2 separate regions of the Homo sapiens genome follow, and region 1 is linked to region 2. The links are chromatin contacts, found by Hi-C or POLR2A ChIA-PET in ENCODE. All regions are on one chromosome and are shown on one strand. Each heading gives the region's core, a stretch centred on a gene start or an enhancer-like site at or near the end of the contact. The rest is flanking DNA. Distances are from core to core; before and after follow the strand shown.

Region 1 (6,106 bases), core at 1,932-4,431, 51 kb before region 2:
ATCTCTACAAAAAATTAAATTAAAATAAATAACTAAATAAACAAACTTAAAAAACAATTTGGAGGCCAGGTGCAGTGGCTCACGCCTGTAATTCCAGCACTTTGGGAGGCCGAAGACATGCAGATCACCTGAGGTCAGGAGTTCTAGATAAGCCGGGCTAACATGGTGAAACACCATCTCTACTAAAAATACAAAAATTAGCCAGGTGTGGTGGTGCACGCCTGTAGTCCCTGCTATTTGGGAGGTTGAGGCAGGAGAATCGCTTGAACCTGGGAGGCAGAGTTTGCAGTGAGCCAACATCTCACTACTGCTCTCTAGCCCGGGCGACAAAGTGAGACTCTGTCTCAAAAAACACAAAAAACAAAAACAAAAAAACCCACAAAAAAACAAAAAACAATTTGGTAATTGGACAAGTAAATGTCTCACATATTTGAAAAAATCAGTTATAAAGCAGGAAACTGAAACTGCATTTCAGAAACAAGTTAGATATAAAAATGACTATACATCCTGTAATCTAAGAAGAAAGGGCAAGCTGGGTGCGGTGGCTCATGCCTGTAATCCCAGCACTTTGGGAGGCCGAGGCAGGCGGATCACGAGGTCAGGAGATCGAGACCATCCTGGCTAACATGGTGAAACCCCGTCTCTACTAAAAATACAAAAAAATTAGCCGGGTGTGGTGGCGGATGCCTGCAGTCCCAGTTACTCGGAAGTCTGAGGCAGGAGAATGGCGTGAACCCGGAAGGCGGAGCTTGCCGTGAGCGGAGATCAAGCCACTGCACTCCAGCCTGGGCAACAGAGCGAGACTCCGTCTCAAAAAAAAAAAAAAAAAAAAAAAAGAAGAAGGGGCAAGCATAAAGTCTATCTGCTATAAATGGACTAAAATTTACATGTAAAACTCATCTGTCTAAAGATTTTTTTAAAGGCTTAAGAAGTTAATAAGAAAAAAGTGTCAAACAGCACATGTAAGATGTTAATTATACTGATCTCTTTGAAGATTAACAAAGGTGATAGAATTTGCTGGCACTTGTAAACTCTTCGAAATCACAACTTTTAAAAAACCTCTTAAATCCATTTGATATTAAAAAAAAAAAACTCCAAACAAATAATCTTAGACCTTTTTAGAAATATGATTCTCAGGAAGCTAATGAAAAATGTCCCCCTCACCAGAAATTTTACTTTATAAAGATTAAAAAGGCATCCCAAATAGGAAAATGACCAAGATTCTAAATACCTATTCCATATGAACATGGGCCCATCAGTAAAACATCTGATATCTGATGCCCATACATACCTCAACAACTGCTTCAGAGTGGTACCAGTTCAAGACTATAACACACAACCCACTAATTAATAAGGAAAAAAAAAGTGGAGGATGAAGCAGGAAGGCAACAATTGGCCAAAAAGGTGAACATTTGCAAGTACAAATTCATACCTCAATTAATAATCCCATTCACTTGATGTAGAAAAGGCACAAAATATGCATGCTATTGACAGTAACAAGAGAAATTCAAGTAAGATTTAACTTATGTTTTTTTTTTCAAACATATGCCTTTGTCCAAAACAGAGAGCCTTCATTTTAATATAATAGATGTAGTTTTCCTTTTTTTCCCCAAATAGACAAAGAAAAACATGTATAAGAATTATTTGACAATTTCTAAAAGCAATAATAAGGATATGCTTTTAAAGGTCTTATTTGTATGCATCATACTACTTTGAGAGTCAAGTGACAGATTTACTACTGACTTTCTAGACATTTACATATATGAGGCATGTATAATATTTAAGGTCCTTTAAAAAATAATATTAACATAATTACGGGCTGGGCACAGTGGCTCACGCCTGTAATCCTAGCACTTTAGGAGGCTGAGACGGGTAGATTACCTGAGGTTGGGGGTTCAAGACCAGCCTGGCCAACATGGTGAAACCCCATCTCTACTAAAACATACAAAAAATTAGCCAGGTGCCAGTGGCGCGTGCCTGTAATTCCAGCTACTCGGGAGGCTGAGGCAGGAGAATTTGCTTGAACCCGGGAGGCAGAGGTTGCAGTGAGCCGAGAGCATGCCACTGCACTCTCGCCTGGGCTACAGAGTGAGATTTCCTCTCAAAAAAAAAAAAAAAAAGCATAATTACTATCTCCGTCATGTATGTTCAGTACCCGTTAGATTTATCCACGAGTTTCCTTTCTGAGGTCTGAATCTGGGAATATGGACAAAGCTTTATGCTTAACTCAAAGAAAACATTTTTATGTTCTGGGTTAAGTTTTCAGTAGAACCTCTGTTTTTAGAGAAGATTCATTCACACAGCCTCTTGTCCCCCACCCAAGAGAGGATCAATGAAACAGACAGCAACTGTACCTAGCAATTCATCAGTGTTTCAAGTAAAGAAGTGAGAAAATTTTAATTATGTGTCATTTTCCGAAGCTTCCTTAGGTAAACAGAAACTAGAATGTTATGCTCTCTGACTCTGAGGAGGGCAGAATTCAGTTTCAACTATACATTATGAAAGTGGATGAGAGGCAGGTTGGAACAAGGACATGAAGCAAGCTATAAGAAGCTAGGATTTTAAAAGTGAGCTGGCTTATATGTTCATAACACTTTTCCAGTAGAAAGACAGAAAGAGAGGAAGGAAAGTGCCTCCTTAGTGACTCCAGTCTGAGTTTTGTATCCCCCTACCTTTTCATTAATGCCTATGCACAGCTCACTGTAGTATGCTGAGCCACAACTTCTGCCCGGGTCAGGAATGGTTTCTTTGGTGGTTGCTGGTATTTAAGAGCTGTATCACACCTTGTCCCACAGGATGATGGGGAAAATCCATAGGTACCATGGAACAAAGGTTCTCAACTAGGGGCAATTTTGCCCCCGCCTCCGCCCCCTGCCTCCCTAGGGGACATAGGGAAATGTCTAGAGACATTTTTGGTTGTTGTTGTCACAAATGAAGGAGGGGTGCTACCAAACACACCACATTGCACAACGCACACACCCACAACAAAGAATGTCAAGAGTGCCGAGGCTGAGAAGCCCTGCCACAAAAGCAAAGGGTGAAGTGGGTAGCAATACAGAGAAATGCAAGAATGTCATGAACAACAATATGGTCTAAAATAGGAAAAGAGTTTTATTACTTATTTAAACTTTCCTTTAAGCCTGTGTGTCAATTTTACTTCAGGCATCTGGGGTGGCTGCCAAATTGGCTATACTCAACCACAGTGCTTTTAAATGGTCAGCTGTGTCCTTAGTAACTCAAATACGTTGGGTGCCATAAATATATCTAAGAGCTATAGCACAAGTACATAAACGTGCAATCTCAAATATGCTATCCCAATAAAAACAAAGGTCTTACTTTTGGCCTATTCCATTTGCATATACTAAAAACAAATAACAACAAATAATACTATTTTTATTGGTTGGGAACCACCAAACAAATCCCTTCACATTATGGGACCACATACCATCAGATATTTTACAGGGATTCTAGGAAATGACAAAAGCCTGACAGTGTACCCACGGTGAGATGTTTTGTTGTGTTGCATAATTTTTAAAGTATATTCAGAATTATCGTCAGTCATATGAAGTCTCAGACAGTAAGAGTGGAATGGCTCGCAGGGGATGGAAAGCATATCTTCCAAGATGAAAAAAAAACTTGGAATGTGCTAGATTAATCTATCTAGGAGGATCCTGTATCTCCTTTCACTTTATGAACTTCAAATTTCTCCCTTCCCATGATAAAAGAGTCCTTTGTCTCAGACAGTGTGAGACACTGATTCCTCAAGTTTCCAGTGGGATCTGAGGGAGAGGATGTAATTCAAAACAAAACAGGTGCAAGGAATAACAACCTGATAGGCAAGAACTCTGCCCTTAAAAATTTGAGCTAATCTCAGCTCTTATAATCTTTAACATGATCTACAGGAAGGCAGAGAACACAGTGACTGACCGGAGGAACCTCTCTGTGAAATATGATAACACATAAAGTCAAAATTGCTGAAAATGGACTTATTTGTCTCATGCACTCACACATCAATAGGAATCCTCATGTTTTACAGTATTATTTCAATGTACAACATTAATTTTTTTAAACACATTTTTCTTTAGCTCAAGGTCTTTTACTCACCATCTACACCAGTGATTCTTACATTTTTAATCATAACCCCCTCACCCCCCGCCCGTAGCAGTGGTGGTGGCAGTAGCAGCAAGTATTAATAATAGCAACTAACATTTACTGAGCATTTACTATATACCAGAGACCTTGCTACCCACTTCCCGCATATTAACTCATTTAATCTTCGCAGCCACCCTATGAGGTCATTTTATTTTCCCATTTACAGAAGAAGTGGAGGCACAGAAATTAAGTAACTCACCCAAAATAACACAGCTAGTAAGCAGCAGAGCTAGGATCCAGAGGGAGACAAGCTGGCTCCAGAGTCCACTCTTACCTACTACCTGAAAGGACCTTTCTGAGCACATGCTCCCAGCTTTTGTGTACTTATTAACTTAGAAATTATATATTATTCTATTAATACATTATGTACATTACATATCAAATGTAAAATAATAGCTAAAAGCCAGGTACACCTGTAGTCCCATCTACTCTGGAGGCTGAGGCAGGGGGACCACTTGAGCCTAGGAGCTCAAGGCCAGCCTATGCACCATAGCGATACCCTAGTCTCTAACAATAACCATAATAATAATAAAACAGGATGCGATAAAAGAAATAACACACTAACGTATTCTTCCACATATATTATTGTCTTGCAAACCCCACTTTGAAGGCTACAGGCCTACAGAGCCCAAACTGCTTGGCCCGGCATTTGTGGTCTCTCACATGCTGACCTGCACCCACCCTGCCATTCACACATCCTCTCTCCTTGACACAACAGGCTGGTTTACTCACTGCCTCCTGCAAACACTTTCTGATGCCCTCCTCCATGCCTGGGCTCATACCATGTCCCTTGCCTCAAAAACAGAAAGCTAGTTTCAAGGTTTATCCCAAGGCCCAATGTTCCCCTGAAGCCTTCTCTCATGTCTCCAGTCCATCCTGGTCTTGCCTCTCAGATGTGTGATCTCGGCCACATGCTTGGTGCACATAACATGTAGCCACGTATTTCTGTGTAATTGTCTGCAGTGTCAATGGTTTATTTTCCAGGTAGCTCATAAGCTTCTTGAGAGCAGAGAATATGCTATAAATTTTCTTTGTATCCTCCACAGTACCTGACATAGTATGTACTTAACTTCTCAATAAATATTTGCTAAGCAGAAGAATAAACATTCTCCACATTTACTCTACATCTCTAAGGCCCAGGTCCAGAGGGTTAAGGTAAAGGTCATACCAGAAAGCAGAGGAAGTAATATGATGGATACTTTGCTCTTTGCCTAAGCTCATCAGAACCATGACAGACTGACGGTATTCACGGTGATTCCAGAAGAAAAGGGTTTCAGAGTCCCCAGCAGTCCTGGCATCTATAGTATGACCACCTCGCTTTAGGGAGCTCTTAAGTTTCTAAAGTAATGGCATCCTTCCTGGCCTTGTTTATCCACTACTGCCCACTCTGTTGGCACTTTCCTATGGGTAAAGATAGTCTCAAACATGCAGTTGGTATACCTGCTTACAAATGTCTGCAGCCAGCACAGTTTCAGAAGAAAATATGTCTACCCTTTACCTTTATTCAAAAAATAAGAAAGTTTTCCCATGTCTTGTGATAGAATTTTGCTCAAACGTTTCCAATGACGACTATTCTGACATGCCAACTGCCCTCCTCTCCTATCTATTCCTGATTCCCCTTAGCCTACTCTACTTGTTCCTTTGTCCGCAGCAACGATTACCTTCTAACAAACTATCTAATTTACCTATTATATTTACTATAATAAGTTCTGATATGTTTTATTGAATGTTTATTTCTTGAACATTTCTTACTGTCTCCCTGCTGCTGGAATATAAGTACACTGAGAGCAGTAATCTTGGAGGGCAAGGATGTGTCTCTTCTGTTCTCTGATATAGTCCAAGCACCCAGAACAGTGCCTGGCACGTAGCTGGTGTTCAATTAGCAGTTGTCGAATGAATAAATAGATGACATCAAATCCCATTTTACCCACAACCCGAAGGCCCCAGATAGAAT
Region 2 (6,107 bases), core at 716-3,215:
CTACTGGTAGTAACCTTAATTAAATGTTGTATGAGACAAACTGAATGGATTTGGTGCCAACTCATCACTTAGATTAATCGAAGGAGCCAACAGTGTGATGTATTCATGGGAGAATTCACTAGAATTTTCACCAGAAATGGGAGACAGATGCTGTTGAGAGACAAGATGAGTTACTGCCACTGTGCCACTATTGCAAAGTGAAGCACTGACTGCCTTTTGTTCTGGACTTTCCGGACTCTATTCAAGGATGTTTATATAATGAACAGCATTGGAAGATATAGTGTCTCCCTCTGGATAATAAAGTTTTTAAATTAAAAATAAAAATACAGGCCACAAATGGGGAGAACATTTGTATATATATATCTAAGAATTACATAATCAGTATCCAGAATATACAAAGAACTCAAGTGATCACTGAATAAAGGACAAATAATATAAAAATGGACACACCTATCAAAATGAAATTCACAGAAAATAAACATAAGTGGTCAAGAAACAGTAGAAAGGATGCTCAACTATACCAAGGGATGGCCAGGCGCGGTGGCTCACGCCTGTAATCCCAGCACTTTGGGAGGCAGAGATGGGCAGATCACGAGGTCAGGAGATCGAGACCATGCTGGCTAACACAGTGAAACCCCGTCTCTACTAAAAATTAAAAAAAATTAGCCGGGCAAGGTGGCGGGCGCCTGTAGTCCCAGCTACTCGGGAGGCTGAGGCAGGAGAATGGCGTGAACCCAGGAGGCGGAGCTTGCAGTGAGCCGAGATCGTGCCACTGCATTCCAGCCTGGGAGACAGAGCGACTCCATCTCAAAAAAAAAAAAAAAAAAACCCAAACTATGCCAAGAGACTATTTTATACCCTCAAATTGGCAAAGACTAATAAGTCTGATAATACCACGTATTGAATCTTTCAGAATACTGTTCATGGAAATGAAAATTACTACAGTTCTGAAAAATAATTTAGGATTTTCTTGAAAGTCAGAGATGTGTTTACCTAGTGACTCAAGAATGCTACTCCAAGGTAAATGGCCTAGATAAACTCTTGAAAACGGGCATCAGAAGGCTTGTACAAGCATATGCACAGCAGCCACTTGTTCATCAACAAAACATGAGTAAACTGTAGTATAGTAGTCCCCGTATGTGAGCTTTAAAGAATAATACAATAAACACTTTGGATCTACCACCTAGCTAAAGAAGTGGAACATTACAGTAGTCCCCCCCTTATCTGAGGGGATACATTTCCATACCCCTAGTGGATGCCTGAAACTGGATAGCACTGAACTGTGTATATACTATGCTTTTTCCTGTACATACGTAGCTGTGATAAAGTTTAATTTATAAATTAGGCAAAGTAAGAGATTAACAACAATAATAATAAACTTGAACAATTATAACAATATATTGTAATAAAAGTTAAATGAATGTGGTCTCTCTCTATATATATACCTTATACTGTACTCATCCTACTTCTTGTGATGATGTGAGATTTTATCATGTGAGATAAATTGCCTATGTGATAAGATAAAGTGAAGTGAATGACGTAGCATTTAAAACTTATGAACTGTCTCTTTCTGGTTTTTCCACTTAATATTTTTGAACCACTGGTGACCAGTAACGAAATCACAGAAAGCGAAACCATAGATATCCTCATCCTTGGTTTCAGTTTCCCTTGGTCAAACATGGTTCGAAAATATTAAACGGAAAATTCCAGAACTAAACAATTCATAAGTTTTAAACTGAGTGCCATTAGATATTTAGATCTATAGAGAGATCTTGAGAGAGACGGAGAGAGAGAGAGAAAGATCACACTCGTTTAACTTTTATTATAGTATATTGTTATAATTGCTCTATTTCATTATTAGTTACTGTTGTTAATCTCTTACTGTGCCTAATTTATAAATTATGAGTAGGGTGATGAAATCTCATGCTGTCCCACTCCATTCTGCCCAGGATGTGAATCAGCTCTCTATCCAGCTATCCATGTTGTATATGCCACCAGCCATTAGTCATTTAGTAGCCAACTCTTATCAGATCAACTGTCCTGGTGTCACAGGGCTTGTGTTCAAGGAACTTTTATTTTACTTAATAATGGCCCCAAAGCACAAGAGTGTGATGCTGGCATATTGTTATAGTTGTTCTATTTTATTATTAGTTATTGTTGTTAATCTCTAATTGCACCTAATATCTAAACTTCATCACAGCTATGAGTGCATAGGAAAAAATATAGTGTATATACGGTTCAGCGTATCCATGGTTCGAGGCATCCACTGGGGGTCTTGAAAAGTATCCCCCACAGATAAGGGAAGACTACTGTAATGTTCTATTTCTTAAACTAGGTGTTAGATCCAAGGTGTTTATTGCATTGTTATTCTTTAAACCTTATACATACTTTATACATATTCTTTTACCTATTTCATAAAATCGAAAGTCTTTTAAAAAAAGAAATCCTTACTCCTTTCCAAATTACAGACCCATTAAATATTTATTGAACATTTTATCCAAAATATGTTCATTTCCTTTTTTATTTATTAGATATTTTAATGGAAAAAGTAAAAATGCAAATGTTAAAAAATACACACTAGACTCCCCACAGTGCCTTTCCTCATATAGAACTGTGTAATAGCATTTCAGCTTTCCTATTTTAAAAAATTCAGTGCATACAGGTATATACTTTTAGTTTGTAGTTTTTTTCCTTACAAATAATCACATTATATACACTTTTCTGCACCTTGAGTTTTTTTTCACCTAATCTGCAAAATTATTCCATGTCAGGCACACTGATCTATTTTCTTCCATTTAATGGCTACAGAGTAATCTATTGCATGATTGACTGTAATTTACTTAATCCCTAATGACAAGCCTTTTGGTTATTGCTAGTCTCTTGCAGCTACAAATGATTATATGTACATTTCCTTGTTAATAAATTACAAACTTGGGTTTTACAGGATCACTGTTTTACACAGGGAGAAAGCAAAATCATTCCACTACAGGCCATTGTTATATTCTTGACCACCTCAGAGCAAAACTGGTCAAGAACATCAATTTCCACTGTTAATGTCCTTTCCTTGGCTTTTGATTCTGTGAAGAGAAGTCACTTAAAGGTAAATCTTTGAGTTTAGTATTGGGATCCCTGAGTATATTTGCTCATTCAGAATCTCTCATTATACAAACAGAAAGGCAATGGATATGTCTTCTTGAGGAATCAGTTATTAATTTCCAGAGAAATAAGTGGTCTGCTATTTCTTGGTTGAGTAAGAAACACACGTAATCTCACTTATGCACACCGTATGATTCTATCACTATGATCTAGAAACTGCCTAATAGATAACTGGCTCTGCTGACCATAATACCACTCTGAGAAAAGGGCAGTGGAGCTACTATTCTAGGATTAAAGTCATTCTTTTAATTGAATTAAGCTAATTGTCCCAAACAGCAAGCTATGTCATGCAGTTACCTTAGCAAATATTTACCAACTAGTTTATCTTGGAAGCTATATAAAGAAGGTACTTACTGAAAATTAAACTTCAGTGAACGTTTTAAGTAATTGTTTTGTTTTTAAGAGCAAAGTAGGTTTTTGACTACATCTTTTCAAAAGTATACTGTTAAAATTATTGTGGCCATGCCTGATGGTGCGGACTTTGAAGTATCAACTATGCATTTGTCAGGGTTTAAAAATATCAAAATTATTTTCTACAGAAAATTTCAACCTTGTTCAAGCACTCTGAGCATACAGGAAGTGTCCTTCTAACATTCTTAGGTTCCTCAACACAGAAATGTCAACCCTATTTCTGGTTTAGTTCAGCTAAAAGGCCAGAGTTCTAATTTACTACAAACACAAAAGAGCTGAGCTCCATGTACTCGCCAGGGAGCATCATCTCAACTCTGCATTAGCCAAAAGCTAGTAAAGACTTGGTTAAATATTTACATAGTATGTCTGAAGGATATGCAACATTAACAATTCTTGTGTATTATAAAACAGACTCTCAATAGGTAGAGGGTAGGAGAACCAGAATTATTTAAGGGGCTTATCCAAACTTCACTCACTTCTGATTCTCAACTACACTAAAAGGTCTACTGTAGACTCTACAGCATCTTGAATCCAGAAATTAGGCTGATATCAACACCAGCCTTCAACTAACCATGACCATATTAGTTTTCATGGTTGTACTGAGAGAAGAATCACCATTTATAATAGTGTCTCCATATAAAAGAATTTCATAGGTTTTGGACTGCCCATGTAAGGTCTGTAATCTAGCCTTACTTTAAAAGGCCAAGATCATAGGACCATTTTAGGTCATATTTGAATCTCCCTGCTCTGAATCCTAGAATAGGTGAGTCTTCTCTCTCACTTGCTACTTAATCAAAACTGTAATGTGATCGTATTTTTTTCACAAAAGTAGCAAATATTTTTTTAAAGTACCTACATGCTTCATGTTGGGCGCAATCCTATGGGAGATACTAAGAGTAAAAGAGAGTCAGTGCTCTTGGAGCTTAAAACCTGGTTAAGAAGACAGGTATTCACATACAATATAACTAATAGCATAAGGCAAACCATTTTAATAGTCAAGTGAATGATATTTACAATAAGAGTTTGGAGTTGGAAAATATATCATTTGGGTCGGGGACATCATTATGGATAGTTTTGTGGGGAAATTGGAAACCAAGTCCGGCTGCAGTAGCTCAAACCTGTAATCCCAGCACTTTGGGAGGCCGAGGTGGGCGGATCCCTTGACGTCAGGAGTTTGAGACCACTCTGGCCAACATGGTGAAACCCTGTCTCTACTAAAAATATAAAATTTAGCTGGGCGTGGTGGTGCGTGCCTGTAATCCCAGCTACTCCAGAAGCTGAGGCAAGAGAATCGCTTGAACCCAGGAGGCGGAGGTTGCAGTGAGCCAAGATCACACCACTGCACTCCAGCCTGGGTGAGCGACAGAGGGAGACTCGGAGTTGCAAAGACAGAAAAAAGAAAATGGAAACCAAAATGAGCCTTGAAAAATTAGTAAGACTGGATTAAAAAGGAGAGAAGACAGCATGCAAGGGAAAAGTACTTAAGCTGACTGGATGACAAGAGGACTTCATGACGAAAGAAGGTACAAAAATTTTTTTTCTGGCATTAATTTTTTTTAGAAACTTGAATGCCAAGCTAAGCAGCTTTGCTGTCTTATGGGCTTTGACAGTTTCTGAACAGGAGAGATATGTTACAAGAGCAGATGGACTAGGCTAGAGAGTAGAAACATGGTGACCCCATGGACCTTCACTAAATGTGTCCCTTATCACCTCAACTAGAGCACAGATTTCTGTAGGTTAAGGACCATGTCTTCTAGTTCCATCAACATTCTATGCTCTCTCTACCCTCTAGATTGTGGCAAATATTGTACTTTCTGCCAGGAACACCTCCACTCTCCGCCTCTGCTGCCCACCGCACCCCTCCTGTCAGACTAACTCCAAATAATCTTTCAACTTTGGGCTTAGGCAGACTTCTTCCAGGACACATTCCCTGATATCTCAAGTCTAGCTTAGGTACCTGTCCTCGGTTGTACACTACACCCTTTGCTTTCCCTAACACAGGCAGCATGTCATACATGAAACTTCCTGTTTTCTTGCTTATTTTGCCCACTAGATTATACACTCTGCACAAGAAGAAACCATAGCTGACTTCATTTTCTCCACAATATTTAAGATACTGAGTATAATGCCCAGTTTACAGCTGGTGCCTACTAAACAGTTGCCGAGTGAGTGAAGCGAAACACAAGGACAGAGTCCTTAAGACAGGCAAGGAGAAAAGGAATTATGACCAAGATAGTAACACATTAATAATTACACAAAATGCATCATCAGGTATAAATGTAGTGGCATTCAGAATCATCATTTGAGTTAATAAAATGAGTACCCTGCCAGAGCTTGAAATGTTCTTAAACACAAATAAATAACGCTTGTCTCACTGGTTTACAAACAGTTCAATTCTAGTTCACCGAAACAAGCAAACAGGCTAATAAGTTACCACTGCAGATATAGCGAGCCCTGGGGGTAAATTCTCCAGTGACAGGCATTTCAAACGTTTATCTATGTGATCAAAAACCAGCCTGGAAAACAATAAAAGTGATAGC

What was found. A loop is a pair of places that touch in the nucleus more often than their neighbours do. ChIA-PET counts read pairs that join two places held with the same protein, here RNA polymerase II (POLR2A). Pooled maps may share reads with other maps.
Region 1: a loop to region 2 is called in a pooled map, with 2.8 times the contacts of the local background. The contact joins two enhancer-like sites. A Hi-C loop is called at or near these places in 1 of 168 maps with a recorded cell type or tissue (HepG2), 3 of 37 single-sample maps with no recorded cell type and 5 of 50 pooled maps. POLR2A ChIA-PET finds 5 or more read pairs at or near these places in 7 of 52 experiments (B cell, HEK293T, HepG2 and 4 more).

Annotation. Positions count from the first base shown.
Region 1 is chr2:43,384,795-43,390,900 of GRCh38, forward strand. All of the region lies in intron 29 of THADA (THADA armadillo repeat containing), which reads right to left. Among named protein-coding and RNA genes, the nearest start is that of LINC01126, 160 kb to the left of the region's middle. Within about 2 kb of position 3,182, at least 3 of the 41 ENCODE cell types and tissues checked have a DNase peak (open chromatin) inside an H3K27ac peak, as active enhancers do.
Region 2 is chr2:43,437,491-43,443,597 of GRCh38, forward strand. All of the region lies in intron 26 of THADA (THADA armadillo repeat containing), which reads right to left. Among named protein-coding and RNA genes, the nearest start is that of THADA, 160 kb to the right of the region's middle. Within about 2 kb of position 1,966, at least 3 of the 41 ENCODE cell types and tissues checked have a DNase peak (open chromatin) inside an H3K27ac peak, as active enhancers do.